Regions from separate parts of the Mus musculus genome. Here region 2 is linked to region 1. The links are chromatin loops, found by intact Hi-C in ENCODE. Cell type or tissue: gastrocnemius. All regions are shown on one strand.

What was found. Hi-C counts contacts between places; a loop is a spot of excess contacts. Peaks named below come from ENCODE experiments on the same cell type or tissue, not always from the same donor. Only the 100,000 strongest peaks of a DNase experiment are listed, where the experiment ranks them.
Region 2: a loop joins it to region 1, with 5 times the contacts of the local background. A loop is called at or near these places in 12 of 42 quality-filtered maps.

The regions. Positions count from the first base shown.
Region 1 is chr19:32,383,449-32,391,448 of GRCm38, reverse strand. It overlaps Sgms1 (sphingomyelin synthase 1), which reads left to right and starts at 2,937. Exons shown (of 10, transcript NM_144792.5): 1 at 2,937-3,229. 2700046G09Rik (RIKEN cDNA 2700046G09 gene) reads right to left here and starts at 2,233. Exons shown (of 2, transcript NR_033198.1): 1 at 2,073-2,233; 2 at 265-1,744. In gastrocnemius, CTCF peaks have their summits at 3,920 and 4,792; DNase peaks (open chromatin) are centred at 2,937, 3,654, 4,509, 4,713 and 1 more place; H3K4me3 peaks cover 4,564 bases; H3K27ac peaks cover 5,533 bases.
Region 2 is chr19:32,165,730-32,173,729 of GRCm38, reverse strand. The region is part of intron 5 of Sgms1 (sphingomyelin synthase 1); the gene reads left to right. Among named protein-coding and RNA genes, the nearest start is that of Asah2, 67 kb to the right of the region's middle. In gastrocnemius, a CTCF peak has its summit at 3,399 (motif pointing left); DNase peaks (open chromatin) are centred at 3,374, 3,648 and 6,333; H3K4me3 peaks cover 997 bases; H3K27ac peaks cover 6,272 bases.

The DNA.
Region 1 (8,000 bases):
CAGGTCAATGGGATAGAAGTGCGTTTTTCTCTTAGATTATTAATCGTTAGAAATGACCAACTTTGAAGTAGTCACTTTGGCGAGTGAAGTTTATGTCTCTGTACTTGTTTGTTGGTATTATTTTTAGCATGGCAGACACTGACTTGGGGATGACTCATTTTTACTGTTTCAACATTATCCATACTAGTCCACGTACTTGAGAAACCTAAACATTTTTAATGAATGTTTCTTATGATTTGGTAAGAAGTAGTGTTAGAATTCTCTTGTTTCTTAAAGTCATTTATTACTTCATATATGATGCTATGCCTGCCTGCATATATAGTGTAACTCTTGCATGCCTGGTGTTCTCTGCAGCCAGAGAAGGCATCAGATTCCAAAGAAGTAGAGTTTCAGATGGTTGTCAATGGCAAAGTGGGGTGCTGGGAATTGAACTAGGGTTCTCTTCAAGACCAGCAAGTACTCGTAACTGCTGAGCTACCTCTCCAGCCTCCTGTTAAGGTTCTTCATGGTTTAGTGGACTAGAAAAGGAACATTTCATCTTGATTATTATTATTTTTTGTACAGTGACTGACTTAAAAGTATGCCAACTCTGAAGCATCTCTTATGACCACGCCATTCAAGTTACTTTCAAGGCGAGGATTTCTCTCTAGATTACCATCCCTATATTTACTTAAAGCTCTGTTATGTATATTTTATGTGTGCCTTTTCTAAGAACCACTTTCTGAAATTGGAGTGAAATTTGGAGTATAAAATACTTGTATACTCTGCCCTTTTCATGTATTAGGAATACTCCTAAAACTTTCATAGAAAAATGTTTTCTTTTTCCTAAAAAACATTTCAAAGATACAGGGAGGGGGGAGGGGAAGAAAAACTAAACTAACTCTAATGCCTGGGACACACTTGTAACAAGTGTGTGTGGGGTGGGGAGGGAGAATTTTAAAGTCTGGATTCCATGACCTGCCAGGCAGCAGCTCGCTTGCTTTGACCTTGGTTACAGCAAATGCAAAGTAACACTGCAAAGAGCCAGCGGCTGTCCAGTACTTACTTCAAGACAGCAAGCCTCCTTTTTTTCCCTCTTAGGTGCAAACTGATGAAAATAACCAGCGGGGCTACTATAATCTCAGCCACTCCCTTGCTCTTGGTTGACACTCAAATAGAGCAGGTTAGTGGGTTGTCATTTAAAAGCAGTATGCGTCAGGCCACCCTTTCTTATCTCCCTGAGAAGTGCGATAGCATAGTGTCCTAAGGTGAAGAGGCCGGAGGTGCAGGAGAGGACAAGACCTTTAAGAGCTCACACAGGAGCAGACACATTTTAAATCCGATTTTTCACTGTATTTGGGGACAGAGGACGCTAAATTTTCAGCACCATACACGAAAAAGGGTCTCTACTGCTTAGGGAAAGCGGCCATCAGATTCACCTTGGGAGCTTGTTAACCAGGTTTCAGGACCGACCCCACTAGTGGCGTTTCTGATTCTGTAGGTTTAGGTGTGGTCGTGAATGTGTCGTTCTAACGAATTCTCGGGTAATGAGGATGCGGGCCCAGAGATTCCAGGACCCCAGGTGACACCATCACCATCCAAGCTAACCAGCAGCAGGAGAAAAGCATGGAGGAGAGCGACGGCTGTCCAAACATCTTTCGCCACCTTCATCCTCCGTCGCCGGGAATGGGTCAGAACAGGGAAGCAGCAGGAGGAGCGATGCCAGCGCCTTAGGAACGGGAACTCCTCTTCCCAACTTCCGCCCCTGGGGAAAAGCAGAAGCCATCAGCTCCAAGAGAGCGGCTCTCCAATTCTTAGCCGTTAGGTTCTGGCTCTGGAGACAGCCGGTCCTCCCGGTGTCACCGGCGTCGCAGTACCCTCGCTGTACCCCCGCTGTAGACTGGCGGACTGCATGCAGGTGAGGGCGGGGGCCTGTGCCTGGTGGGGAGGCAAATGGACTAGAGTCTGCCCGGATCCCGGACCCTTCTTCGTCTACGGCCCCGGAGAGCTGAAGATGGCTGCCCCGGAGCTCCGCGGACAGTCACGTGTCTCGCAGGCACGGCCGTTCCCCCCTCCCCGCCCCCAGACCAGACCCTGCAGGGTAGCGCGTCCCGGGCGACCCATGCCACGGTGGTACGAGCGGTCGGCCCAGAAGGCCGGAGCTACTGGAGGCTGCTGTCTCTGCCGCGAGATCACCGTCCTGGTACCGGGTTCCACTGCCCGAGCTGGAGATCTGCCGGCGACCCGCACCCCGTGGGGCCATTGGGCATGCGCAGTGCTCCGGCCCTGGTGCGGCGCTCTCCAGGTTTTCGCCGCAGCTCCGAGAGGCGGCGGGAGGTGGGGCCCGGACGGACTAGGGGGGAGGGCCCGGTTCTTCCCGAGAACTCCTGGGCCTTCACGCTGCCTGGGGCTGCGCGATTTAGGAAGCCTGCAGACCCCTGATTTGGGGGGGGGGGGGGGGGGGAGATGGTGGTTTTAAGGATTAGAGCTTCGGAAAAATGTCCCGAAGAGTTTGAGGTTCATCCATTTTAAATGATCAATCATAAGGGAGTCACAAGTGTCGCAGCTCTTGGGCTTGGTGGGAAAGAAAATGCCAGTGTAGTTCGCCAACAGCTGTCCCCGTAGGTAGTTTCACCAAGGCTGAGTTTGTGTCCCCAACCTTCTAGCCGCCTTTTGCCGCACAACTCTCGGGCTGGCTCCTAATAGGGCTTCTGATCCCGGAGGATGAAACCCACCATCTTTCTCTTCTCGTGGTTGGGGGGTGGTGGGGGCGAAAGGGAACCGCATCTCCAGTTCCCGTTTCTAGAAACAAAAAGGACTCCCCCCCCCCCCCGTCCCCACCCCCAGCACACCCCACGGCCAGCTGTCCTGCGGGACTCAGCTGGGTCCCTGGTCGAGCGTCCGCGGTCCCCGCCCCCTGGCCGCCGGGAACACCCGGAGGAACGGACTGGCGTCGCGCGGGAAGCCGACCCGGCTCCGCCGCGGACTGGGCATGCTCGGCAGCCCGAGGTTCCAAGTCAGAAGCCTTCTCGCCAGCTCGGCGGCGGCCGGAGCAGCGGCGGCGGGCTGCCGGCTGGACGGGAGCAGGGAGAGCCGGTTCGGGCGGGCTGCTCGTCCCGGGAGCCTGGCACGCGGACGGGAGAGCGGGATCGGGTGCAGAGTCCGCACGCCGCCCTGCCCCGGTTTCGTTCCGCGGCGCGGGGCTCGGCGCGTGGAAAGAATTCCGGCGGCTGCCACGACTCGCGTGCAAGTGAGTCGCGGGGCGGGGGTGGAGGGCCGGCCTCCGGGTCGCGAGCGGCTGGATCTGACCCGAGTCTCTCGGGCCAGGCCTGACCTCGGTTGACGGCGGGCGGGCAGCCGGGGCGAGGGGGCGTGAGCGCATACCGCGCGGTGTCGCGCGTACCTGGCGTGCGGTCCCCCGCGGCCGCTCGTGGGGGTGGGCGCGGGGGAGCGCTCTGGCGGCCGCGATCCCGGCTCCGAGGGGGCGGGCCGCCGGCGGGGCTCCCCCGCCAACTTGGGCGGGGAGGAAGGAGGAGGCGTCCGTGGGCACCTTTCCGAGGTGCTGCGTGCGGGCTGGAAGGCTGCCTGGTGTCACATTGAGGCGAGCGGACGGTAGCGGGGCCTGAGAGCCCGGGACTGAGGACCTTTCCAGGTGGAAGCCAGCCAGAGGTCCCGTAGTGCTTAGGGGTGGACCCCCAAAATCACAGCCCCACCCCCACAACCCTGGGCGGCAGAGTGACAGTTGGTACCTCCTGGCCTGATCGCAGCGGGGCCAAGAGTCCGCGGCTTTGGGATTCCCTTCAGCACGGCCCCTCGATGACCCCCAACGGCATAACAGGTGGGACCCCCCTTCCCGGAGGAGCGAGCCCCTTCCTTCCCAGGCGGTGTAACAGCCCCTGGCTCGCGACTATTCTGAGACCCCGCGTGTCCTCACCGCGTGGGGGTGTTAAAGGGTAAGGCCTGCAGGGGCATCTGCGTAGCTCTGGACGCGGTTCGTCCAGAGAATGAGGGGTCTGAGTGATCATAGGCGACTTGTCAAGGGCACATCAGTGGTAGCAGCGCTGCCTCTGCCCGGATTTTAAACCCACACTCCAACTGTCTTCCTTTGGTGGCCCCGGTGTCCTGGTCCATCTAACGGATTCTGGATAATGCTTGATCCTTTTTGACTGCCGGGCTAACAGTCGGGGTGGAGGATGCTATTGACCTGGGGAGCTGAGAGAATCCGGGCAGGTGCTTCTCGGATGTTTCATTTCACCTTCAGACAGGACCGAGTTCAGCGCTACACACATAAAAAAGACAGAAGGCTGGTTTCTGACGGGAAGTTTATTTTCAGTGTTCTGAGGCCTGCCTTCTGTCATCGCTTTCCTGAAATTTACCTTCTTCAGATTGGGGGTGTTTCTAGTTGGCTACCTGGTTATGGAAGTCGTGAATGCCTGTCTTGGTGTGCTGTCTGTCAACTCCTTACGCCTTGCCTTCTGGCACTAGGGGCTGAACATCAGCAGGGGTGGGGGCCAAGGGAGCAGAAAGGAGTGAGATTGATGAGGTCTGATCCTGGTGGAAGTTGCCTTCGATTTGGGAGGCAGTTTGGGTCTGAGGAGGCAGGGGAGAGGATGTCCAGGCGTTTCATTGGTCAGAGTGTTAAGTGTCCAAGGAAAAAGCCAGCTGGGGTTGGGTGCCGATGTGGTCAGTTTTTTTTTTTTTTTTTTTAAGGGAAGCCCAGGGATGTTTGGTGATTCAGCAGGTGGCAGGTTTCCAGCTCTGAAGCCTTGCCTTGGCCAAGCAAGCCAGCAAGCAAGCTGCAGAGCCTGTGCCCGCAGCTGGCGGTACCTAACTTTGGGGAAACCTCCCGGAGTGGCCTTCTTATGTGCACCAAGTCTTCCTTCTTGTTTTGCTTCCTGTTTCCTTCTGGATGCCCTGGTCCTTTGGGTTTCCTTAATGCTCCTTTTAAACTACGGAGCACATTTTAACGTCTGTATCACAGACCTGCTGGGTAGCAGGAGATGGCCGCCACAACCGTTCAAGTCAGGTAATTACTGTACAGAGAACCCCTTTCTGTTTCTGCTTCAGAGACCAAACATTTTTATTGTTAGTAAAATAAATACTTTTCTGCCACTTGTCACTGACATTGAACTACTTCACATACCAGGGAACTTAAAAAAAAAACCTACTAATTCAACATATTAAGTTATTAAAGGCACACATTGTTTAAAACATCTTACTCGGAGAACTCTACTGTCTTGCATGCTTGACCTGTATGTAGCTCAGTAAATGCTTATTCATATTTTAAAAAGTTTTTCATAACAGAAGAGCACTAGAATTACTAGAATTTCTCCTTTTTTTTTATGTCTATCAGTGGGATTCTTTCCTGAACAATTTTAGAATAAAGAATGCACAGCAATGTCTGTGTACGTTGTGTGTGTTGGGCACTGAAAGACCCTGGTGTTTTTTCCTAAGATGCAATTGCCCCTTGTTGACCATAGGTTCAGTTTTATATCAAGAGCTTGATACTTGTTCACATTTTCATTTCCAGCTTGGGGCAGGCACTTCTCTTGAGCTGGAGTCAAGGCGCTCTTTTGGGGCCAAGTCATAAAAACCTAAAGGAGGACTTGATGCTAGTTTTTAACTAAAATGTGCTCCGGACAGATATCCTATGTTCTTTGATAAAACCTCATTCCCTGCAAATCGTTTCAGGAGACCTGTAGGTTCCCGACTTTGCCATCCAGTGATAAACACTGCTGTAGAGAAGGTAAAAGCTGCCCAAGGACTGAGCAAACACGCTGGCCAGTGTTGCTCTTCCGAGACCGAGTACAGATGGCTGTGTCTTTGCGTGTTTCGGATGGTAGCAGTCTTTTTTCAGAACTTTCTTGGTGTATGCATGGGTGTTAAAGATTTTGGCTTGTTGGTTCAAACAAGAATATACATGCAAGGAGGAAAAAGGAAAGAGAATATAAATGTGTATTTGTTGCTTCCTAATGTACTCCATTCCACTAGCTGTGCTGTAGTTTGGTCACCTTAGTTAGGGTACCCAATCAGAAAAAAAGGTCAGGTTTTTTTTTTTGGGGGGGGGGGAATCAGTTTAGTTTGGTGTGAGGGACAGGGAATGAATGAAGGAGAAGAGAGGGCAGGTCCTGTGGCCAGGGAGATGGCTTGGTTCTGTAGTTGTGGCAATAAGTTCTGGTTTCAGTAAAACTGAATTGAGCTAGTGAACAGGTGTGGCTTGGTGTTCACTAGAATGCTTTATCTCCATGCAGAGTCTTATCTCAACGTCTAGACACACCGAACACTGATGGAGACATGCAAACATTCACACACACAGATTCGCAGATAGAGACACACAAGCAAAGAAGGGAGACACATACACGTAGACACACGCCTCCTTCGCCATAAGCCAAGAACCCCAGCTTCTTTCTAATCTGTCAAAGGCAAAACAAAACCTCGATGGAATGTTGCTTTTTGGAGGCTTGAATTACCTCATGCTACAATTGAGGAAGAATCCCTCTGCCTCAGTGGCCAGCTAGAGGAAGTGGCTTTTTTAGGTCAATGCAGATGAATGAGAACTTAAAATTTAGGTGTTTTTTTTTTTCCCCTCTCAGACATGGTCAGTTCTTGGCATCAGATCCTCTCACTGTACAAAGCCCCTTGCCTGTAGTTGGCATCTCCATTTCCTTCCATTCCCTCTGCTGCAAGAGGAGTCTTCTCTCACGGGGCGGAGAAGATTTTGTCCAGGCGCTGTGTGCATAGTTGTTAAAGATGTTGTGTTACGCCGGGCCTTTCATCCCAGCACTCGGGAGGCAGAGGCAGGCGGATTTCTGAATTCGAGGCCAGTCTGGTCTACAGAGTGAGTTCCAGGACAATCAGGGCTACAAAACAAAAGATGTTGTGTTACTGATGTGTCTTCAATGTGCATAAATGGTGCGGAGGCTGTGGATCAGGGGTAGGGTGCTTGCTCAGCACGCACAGGGCCCTGGGTCCCACTTGCAGTACTGCAAAAGGGAAGCACTAAAACCCTCCAAAAACCATTTATCTTGGAAGCATTCCAACATTTCCTGAGAGTTGGCAGAATTTTTTTCAATGTTTTATTAGGTTGTATTGTGTAAGTCTGTGCTTGTTCTATATAGCAAGGTGTCTGGTACTCTGTAGGGTATGATTATACACCTATATCTATGTCTATCTATCTATATTATATATGTGTGCATATATAATATATATATATTCATTCACCTAGTGTGTGTGTGTGTATGCAGTCATACATACACACATATTCATATATGTATATATGTATGTCTGTGTGCATGCTAGTGATAGATGCATAACTCATTTCCATCCTGTTATCAAGGGCAACACTGAGTGAAATGCTGGCTTCCCTCTCTTCCTGATGTCTGCGAAAGGATCCTAAGGGTGGTAGTTTTGGAAGCGTACTTCCTACCAGCGATGCAGAGTCTAGACCTCCTGAATCAGAAAGCCTCAACTCAGAAGCTGCTGCTCTGTGTTTTGACGATGGAAGGGCCCGTTGGGGAACTGATGTTCTAGGGCTCTCCATCCAGGACCCTGCTCGGGGTGGCTGCGGAGTACCAGCACAGGCTGAGTGACTTACTCTCAGAGCTCCTCAGCTGCTATGCACTTCCAAGCTGGTTTCAGGGATGATGCCCACATCCCTGTAGTGTTGGACATCAACCGCCTCTGTAATTTACCAGTGGTCTGTGGTTAGCTAATGAGTTCCCTTTGTTTTAATGTGGACCTATGTGATCCTTAGTGAATGGGGGTGTTTTAATGTTATTTAGTTGTTATTCTGTTTCTTGGACCAGCTGTTCATTTTGTCTTGTGTTCCTCCCTTCTTAGTCTCTATTCCCTCTCCCACATTAGAGTTTCTTCCCCCCTCCCCCTTTTTTATTTTGTGAGACAGGATTCCTAAGCCGTTGATGAAACAGTGCATCCTGTCATAGTTTTGGTGAGGCGGGTTTGATTATGTATCGTGTTTCCACATACACATGAGACTTCGTCAATTTATCGAGAGTTGTAAT
Region 2 (8,000 bases), 220 kb after region 1:
TTCATTTTCTATAAAAGATAAGTATTCATACGGTTAGATAAACTGCAGTGTTCAGTTTTTAATTCATTGCTGTTCAGATAATGTATAATTTTTTTGTGTAATGTCAGTTTTTGTGTCCCCTTTTAATAAAGAATGAAAACTCAGGGTCCCTCTGTGAGCCCTTTCCTTTCAGAAAAGCAGTGGGACGCTTAATTCCTTCTGTAAAGTTAAGAAATTAAGGGTGTTTTTTCTCTGGAGAAGGAGCTTAGCTTTGTTGGTAGAACATTTGCCCAGCATATACAAAGCCATGGTTCAATCTGCAGTAGTCAAAAAAAGAAAAACAAACCAAAAATCAAAAATTGAGTGTGGTGCCAAAGGCTGTAATCCCCTCAGACCAGAAGTAGAGGCAGTGGCTACGAAGTTCAAAGCCATCCCAGGCAACATAGGACCTGGGCTACTTGAGACCTCTCTCACTTAAAAAGAAGAGGGGGAGAGGGAGTGGTGAGGAGAAGGAAAAGAAATAGGAAATACATTTTTTGTTTTTTTGGGGGGGGGTTGGTTTTTTGTTTTTTGTTTTTTTGGTTTTTTTTTGTTTGTTTGTTTTTCAAGACAGGGTTTCTCTGTGTAGCCCTGGCTGTCCTGGAACTCACTCTGTAGACCAAGCTGGCCTCGAACTCAGAAATCCGCCTGCCTCTGCCTCCCGAGTGCTGGGATCAAAGGCGTGCACCACCAAGCCCGGCAAGGAAATACATTTTTAAGCCCAGAACATAGTCCAGTGGGTAAAGGCGCTTGCCCACCAAGCCGGATGGACCTACATTCAATTCCCCAGAAACCACAGGGTGGAAGAAGAAAACCTCTAAGTTGTATTTTGATCTCCACATAGACCTATGACGTGCATATGCCTACACAAAACCACACAAAATAATAAAGAAATACAATGCATTTTTAAAGGTGTAAGCAAGCCTTAAACAGAAGCCCTGAGTGCTCAGCGTTTTACCTTTCCTACTGTGGGGTCTGGATAAGAATGGCCCCTTAGGCTCAAATTCGAATGCTTAGTCATCAGGGAGTGGTACTATTTGAAAGTGTTAGAAGGTGTGGCCTTGTTGGAGGAAGTGTGTCTCTGGGGTGGGCTCTGAGGTTTCCTTAGTCCAAGCCACACCCAGTGTTTCCTCCAGATTAGGATGTAGGTCTCTGCTATTGCCCCAGTGCCTTGCATGCAAGCTGCCATGATAATAATGAACCAAATCTCTGAAACTGTAAGCAAGCCACCAATTGAATGCATTCTTTCATAAGAGCTGTCTGGGGCATGGTGTCTCTTCACAGCAACAGAACAGTGACTAAGGCCCCTGTTCAAACAGATTTAAAAGCAAGAAATGGTGTAATTATGGTCTGCACACAGTTCTGAAGCAATAACTGGAAACAGACCAGGGTAGCACCATTATAGAGGTGGGACTCAGCCATCATAAAGCAGAAAGGGCTTATGCGACATGTAGCCATGTAGTATGCATTTTGTTCTAAGAACACGACTTCAAAGATAGGAGTCACAGTCAGGGCTTGAGGGGGCTTGAGGGGCATGGGCTCTGCACAGGTACAACACGGGGGCCAGTCTGGTGAAGAGTAGTGTGCCCGAACCTTCATGATTGAAACGGAAGTGAGGGATGGTTTCCTGGCCTGCTCAGCCGTGGAATGCACAGACCTGGGACTTTGGTAACACTGCCTCATGTTTAGATGGTTCATCTTTGCCAACTCAATAACCAAAGCATTACGTCTTCCACTGTGTAATTGTTTCTAGCTAATGAGATTGAACGTGTGTGTGTGTGTGTGTGTCCCTAGCCCGATACATGGTATGTGTTTTATATATGTATAGAACTAGAAGATTTGTAAGCCCTGTTTATTTAAACTCTTTATCAGATTCTGAAGAACAGTTCATGTTTGTGATCTATATCATGAAAAAAAATCTTATCCTGTGATGTATTGCTTATTTTTTTATTTTGGAGTATTTTGCCTGTAGCTTTAAAGCTATGATTTATATAATTGTACCGTCTGTGTTACTGGTAGAGACTTTAAACACTTGTGGACCCGAGAAAACATTTATACTTACTTTGAACTTCTGTTCTTTCCGTGTAACACACCGTAGTGATGGACATGTAGGTCTTCCTAAGAGGACAGAGCTTATTTTGTCCAATGGAGAACAGCCTACCCATGCTTTCTTGAGATAGTATCTATTTAAAATTATTTTAGCATACTTTTTGTTAACGAGTTTGACAGTTTCTATGTTTATAATTTAATTGTAATTTGGTAATCACCATTGATGGTCTCATTTCATTGTACTGAGATAAAGCTTACTAAAGTTTTATACACGACAAGGATGAATTTCCAATGAACCTCTTAGGGCTAATCTCTCTAGGAAATGATGGTCTCTGTCATTTAGGCTTTTTATACTTCCTTGGGGTCCTAGAAATGGTCTTGTGAGATTGCAGGATAGCTCGGCTATATAACAAGAACTGTATTGCTAATGACATGTACGTTAAAATCATAAAGGGACTGGGAAGAGAGTGTCAGTTGATGGCCCAGGAAACAGAGCTTGTAAGTCTTGCAGTTTTACTACCTGGTTGAACTCCTGTTGGGGAGGAATGAACACTCCGTGTCCTTTAAAACCTGGTGGCTTAAGATATAAGATACAATTTCCTAAACACATGAAACTCAAGAAAAATGAAGACTGAAGTGTGAACACTATGCCCCTCCTTAGAAGTGGGAACAAAACACCCTTGGAAGGAGTTACAGAGACAAAGTTTGGAGCTGAGATAAAAGGATGGACCATGTAGACACTAGCATATCCGGGGATCCATCCCATAATCAGCTTCCAAATGCTGACACCATTGCATACACTAGCAAGATTATGCTGAAAGGACCCTGATATAGCTGTCTCTTGTCAGAGTATGCCTGGGCCTAGCAAACATAGAAGTGGATGCTCACAGTCTGCTATTGGATGGATCACATGGCCCCCAATGAAGGAGCTAGAGAAAGTACCAAAGAAGCTAAAGGGATCTGCAACCCTATAGGTGGAACAACATTATGAACTAACCAGTACCCCGGAGCTCTTGACTCTAGCTGCATATGCATCAAAAGATGGCCTAGTCGGCCATCACTGGAAAGAGAGGCCCATTGGACACGCAAACTTTATATGCCCCAGTACAGGGGAACGCCAGGGCCATAAAAGGGGAGTGGGTGGGTAAGGGAGAGGGGGTGGGTGGCTATGGGGGACTTTTGGTATAGCATTGCAAATGTAAATGAGCGAAATACCTAATAAAAAATGGAAAAAAAAAAAAAAAAAAAAAAACCTGGTGGCTCCTGGGGCAGCCTGTCATCTCATTACTGCTATGCTGCCCCCTGGTGGCTCATACCTTAGCTCAAAGGCAGTCTCTTGGCAACCTGATTTCTGTGCTGTGGGGAGACTTTGCATCATGCGAAAGGATCTCAGCTGAACTTGGAGCTTATTTGTCTCTGTTTTTGTTTCTAAAAACTGTTAAAAAGGGGTTCAGAAAAATGGGCATTAGATGGTTTTGATTTCCAGATTTTAGAACCAAAGAGTCCCAGCTAATAGGAGAGAACCAATGAATGGTTGCTTATTTTTAGGAGTTGGCACACTTGCTGCCTGGAAAGGCCCCAGAGCTGGTGCTGTGTAGGTGTGCAGAGGGAGAGGTCTGTTCTTGCTTTCCCTGAAGTCCTTCATCCCGTTTGACCACGAAGTGAAGAGGAGGGGCAAGCTGGACACGGTGCTTCCGTGGTGCCATGGGTGCCCACAGCATGCCCTGAAGAGCCGTTCATTCAGAAGTCCCCTTAAATGGTCCCTGGTCTGTAAATAGTTTGAGCTTAACTAGCTATCAAAGAAGCACGAGAAGGGTATTTTGGGAGAGATGCTTAAGCTTGATTTCTTCTATCTGGGCCTGTGAGCTGCTGCTAATTTTAAACCTGGTGTCAGTCCCCAGGGTCATGTTCCCTAAATGAGGTTCTTTGTTGGCTTCCGTGGGTCAAGTTAAGTGTGGTGTGGTAGACTTTCCTCAGTGAAATGGAAGAGTTTCAAATAACCAACCAGTAGGTATTTTTGTTCCTCAGTAGACTAGGGAAACTTACTTTGTACACATAGGATATAAAGGATTTTATATTAATTAGAAAATTATTCTCCGCCTGCCTGCATCACCTTTTGACACATGGTAGTCTTCAGCAGAAAGAGTCAAAGTGTGCTTTGAGATAGCTGCTTTTACTGTTTGTGGCAAATGAGCTAATTATGGCACCAGATTTCCAAAGTTCATAGGTCATTTACAGCCATACTTCAGAGTCAAAACAATATATTTGAAGAAAGAAACGTTCTTTAAAGAAAAGTATTTTATAAATCAAACATTTAATCTCTAAGGACATTTTGATATTGTGTGAGAGAAGGTGGGGGGAGGATATATTTGACATCACCTTAGGGAATCCAGAGGGATCCTTATCGGATGGAAGATAATTGTTAATTACCTGTAACATTATTCTCACTGTTTATCCCTCATTGAAGGGGCACCACTGCCTGTTACAGGGTAGCAGTAGGATGTAAGCTCACAGCTTGGCTTGTGGATGTCGGTAACACAGAGCGAGTGTGAATGTTCTGATTGTGGTACAGGAGGGGTCAAGGCAGGGCCTGAATGTTGACTGGAGTGATGTGGAGGAAAACACAACCAAGTTGACAACAGGATGGATCATTGTCTGTTTTTTTTCTTTGTTCTTTCCTTAATATGAAATAATAGTGACGTATGATGCTAGTTCAGCTGCTGTTTGGAATGCTTGGTGTACCCTTTTAGACTGACAAATCGTTCCCCTTCTACTTCCGGTGTTGTTGTTGTTGTTCTTGTTGTTGTTTTGTGGGTTTTTTTCCCCTGAGACAAGGTCTGTCAAGTATATAGTTCTGGCTTTCCTGGAACTCACTGTGTAGACCAGGACAACCTCAAACTCACGAGATCCATCTACCTCAACCCCCCAAGTGCCGGGATAATTTTTTTGAGTGGTTTCTATGACTTTTTAATTAGATATGTTCTTTATTTATATTTCAAATGTTATCCCCTTTCCTAGTTTCCCCACTGAAAACTCCCCTATCCTTTCCCCGCTCCCCCTGCTCACCAACCTACCCACTCCTGGCTTCCTGGCCCTGGCAGTCCACTATGCTCTGGGGCATATAACCTTCTGTGATTATTTCTACACAGAAGTCACTACACAGTTTTAAAAGATATCTTTTATTTTCATTTTTGTATTTTCTTGGGCAGTGTTATGGGAGAAGCTTTTTCTGCAGGATATAAAAACCACAGCAAATGCATGTGCACCCAGGAAGTCTGCTCACCTCCAAAAGGGAACCAGTGACAAACCTAATGCTTGCCGCAGAGTCCGCCTTGGTGAACCAATGGGGCTTTTGAGGGTTACTAAGAGGAGCACAGCTGCATCGTGAGAAAAACCCACCCTAAGACACGAGAAAAGCTGTGTCTCTGGGGCCCTCAGCATTACACGCACAACTGGTCAGGGCCTTCCCCTCTAACAGCTGTTTGCTGCCCCGTCTGAGTTCAGCCTTCCCGGGCCTGTTACATTTACTCCCTGGGTCTCGTAACTGCTCTCCTCCTGCATGCTACTTGGAAGGCTGTTTGAATGACTATCTATATCCAGATGGCTACCTTAGAACACGCTTTGGCTTTGGTTGTTATGGCACTGGGAACTGAAGTTAGGGCCTCACACATACCAGGTAAGCACTCTCCACTGGCAGTACACTATCTTCCCAACCCACTTCCGTTTTAAAACAACCTAAGCCAGCTGTATTTCTTTTTTCTCTACCGCCTCAGTTTACTTTTGAGACAGATTCAGAGCTACACACACATGCTTTTATGTTCAGCTAATGAGGCGCAATGCGTAGACATCTGAGGTCTTAATTTTTTTAAAGATTTATTTATTATTATAAATAAGTACACTATAGCTGTCTTCTGACACACCAGAAGAGGGCATCAGATCTCATTACGGGTAGTTGTGAGCCACCATGTGGTTGCTGGGATTTGAACTCAGGACCTTCGGAAGAGCAGTCAGTGCTCTTAACCACTGAGCCATCTACCAGCCCCCTGAGCTCTCAATTTTAAGAGAAAGAATGGAAAGGCACAGGGTGAAGTGCGATGGGAATGGAGAATTGGAAGATAATAGCTCTGTGCACATCTGCTCTTACGAGAACTGCTGGAATTTGAAACATTGGGTATGCTCTGACAATGTCCAGTGCCACTAGACTGAATCCAAATCCAAGAATGACAGATTAACAGGCAGACTGTACAGGGGTCCTGCTGGGTCTGGGCACGAGCAGCTGATTGGTTGAGTGGGAAGTGATTCTCTTCAGGCTTTATAAGTAGGTTATAAGACTCAAATCCCAAGGAAAACTGTAGTGATGAGTTTTCAGACAGCTATGCAAAGTGTCTCCCATCATAACAACCGGGGAAGAATTTTCGAGTGGTCCATTCCATTTTGTATCTGCCTAAAAGTGGGCAGATGCGGTTCTTTCTGAAACAGCGGGAAATACCTGAGCCTGGAGTCTTGTCATGCGTGGAGATTGGGGCTTTAGTTTTATCTTTGTTGGTGGATTGGCTCTCTTGGTGGCACTGTTTTTTGATGTGAAGGATTTGGGGTTCTGTTTATGGGGTCTAGCTATGTCATCAAGCCCATTTCCTGTTTCTGTCGAAGGCTGAAGCAGGAAGCGTGTCCTCAGCTTTACAGTGCGGCCTTCATGTTTTAAAACTATTATACGTAGAAGACGACAGAAGTTTGTTTTTTCTCCTCTTCCAGACAAAAGTAAATGTGCTTATCAGAGAGAGTTTAAAATAGTGGGAGGAAAAAAAGCAGACCATTATTTTATAATTCTGTTATCCTGAGACAACAGGAACTTAACAAATAATGCCTGGACTTTCATCCCATTGTATTTATCATGCATTTATATTAGCAAAATTGATGTTTTATAGCTGATGTCCCCATCATAAAACTCTAAATATCACTATAAATATAGAAATGGGATACAATCTTGACTAGGTACTTAGTCAGCTGTTTAATGTTTTGTTTTGGTTTTGGTTTGGGGTTTTTTTTTTTTTTTTTTTTTTTTGGTTTTTCGAGACAGGGTTTCTCTGTATCGCCCTGGCTGTTCTGGAACTCACTCTGTAGACCAGACTGGCCTTGAACTCAGAAATCCCCTTGCCTCTTCCTCCCAAGTGCTGGAATTAAAGGTGTGAGCCACCGCTGCCCAGCCCTGTTTAATGAATTTTTAATGTATTTCTAATTTTTGTGATAAATGATGTCTTGGAATCTCTGATTACTGAATATTTATGGAAATACCCTTTCATGAAATGTCTGGGTTGGGGTAGGCTCTGCTAGCATTGGGATTCTCTGAAGTAAAGGGAACCATTGTTCATAGTACACGGCTGCATGACTGCTTTCTTGCCATTATATCCTTTAATTTTGCCAACCAAAAGTCGCTCCCCCCTGGTACATTGAGGGCTGCTACATTTCAGGGTCATTCAAGCATCTATGGGAGCAGAGAGTTCAAAAGAGAGACCATTAGATAAACTGTAGGACTGTAGGGCAGCCAAGAGAAAGAACACTCTACAGATAGTGTGAAATCTAAGCATTAAACACTATTAAATAAACAAGGTCAAGTGGAGACTGGAAGATGTCACCAAATGCAAAACTTCTCAGAGCCAAAGTCTTAGTAGTCTGGGTAGACCAGAAGCCAGAGATGTGCGTTTTCTAAAGCCAGCCATCCCTGAAGCTCCGCTAAGTAGGTCAGCGTACACTTAACTGAGTGCTTTCATAAGGGATGATTTTTATGTGTGAACCAAAGCTGGATTGTGGAATTGTGAACACCGCATGTAGTAGCAGTTGAAAAGAAAGACCGGTGTAAAGGGTACAGCATCAAAAGGAGTCCTTAAAGCCCCCGACTACAGAAATAAATATGTTGCTCCTTCAGCCTACATTGT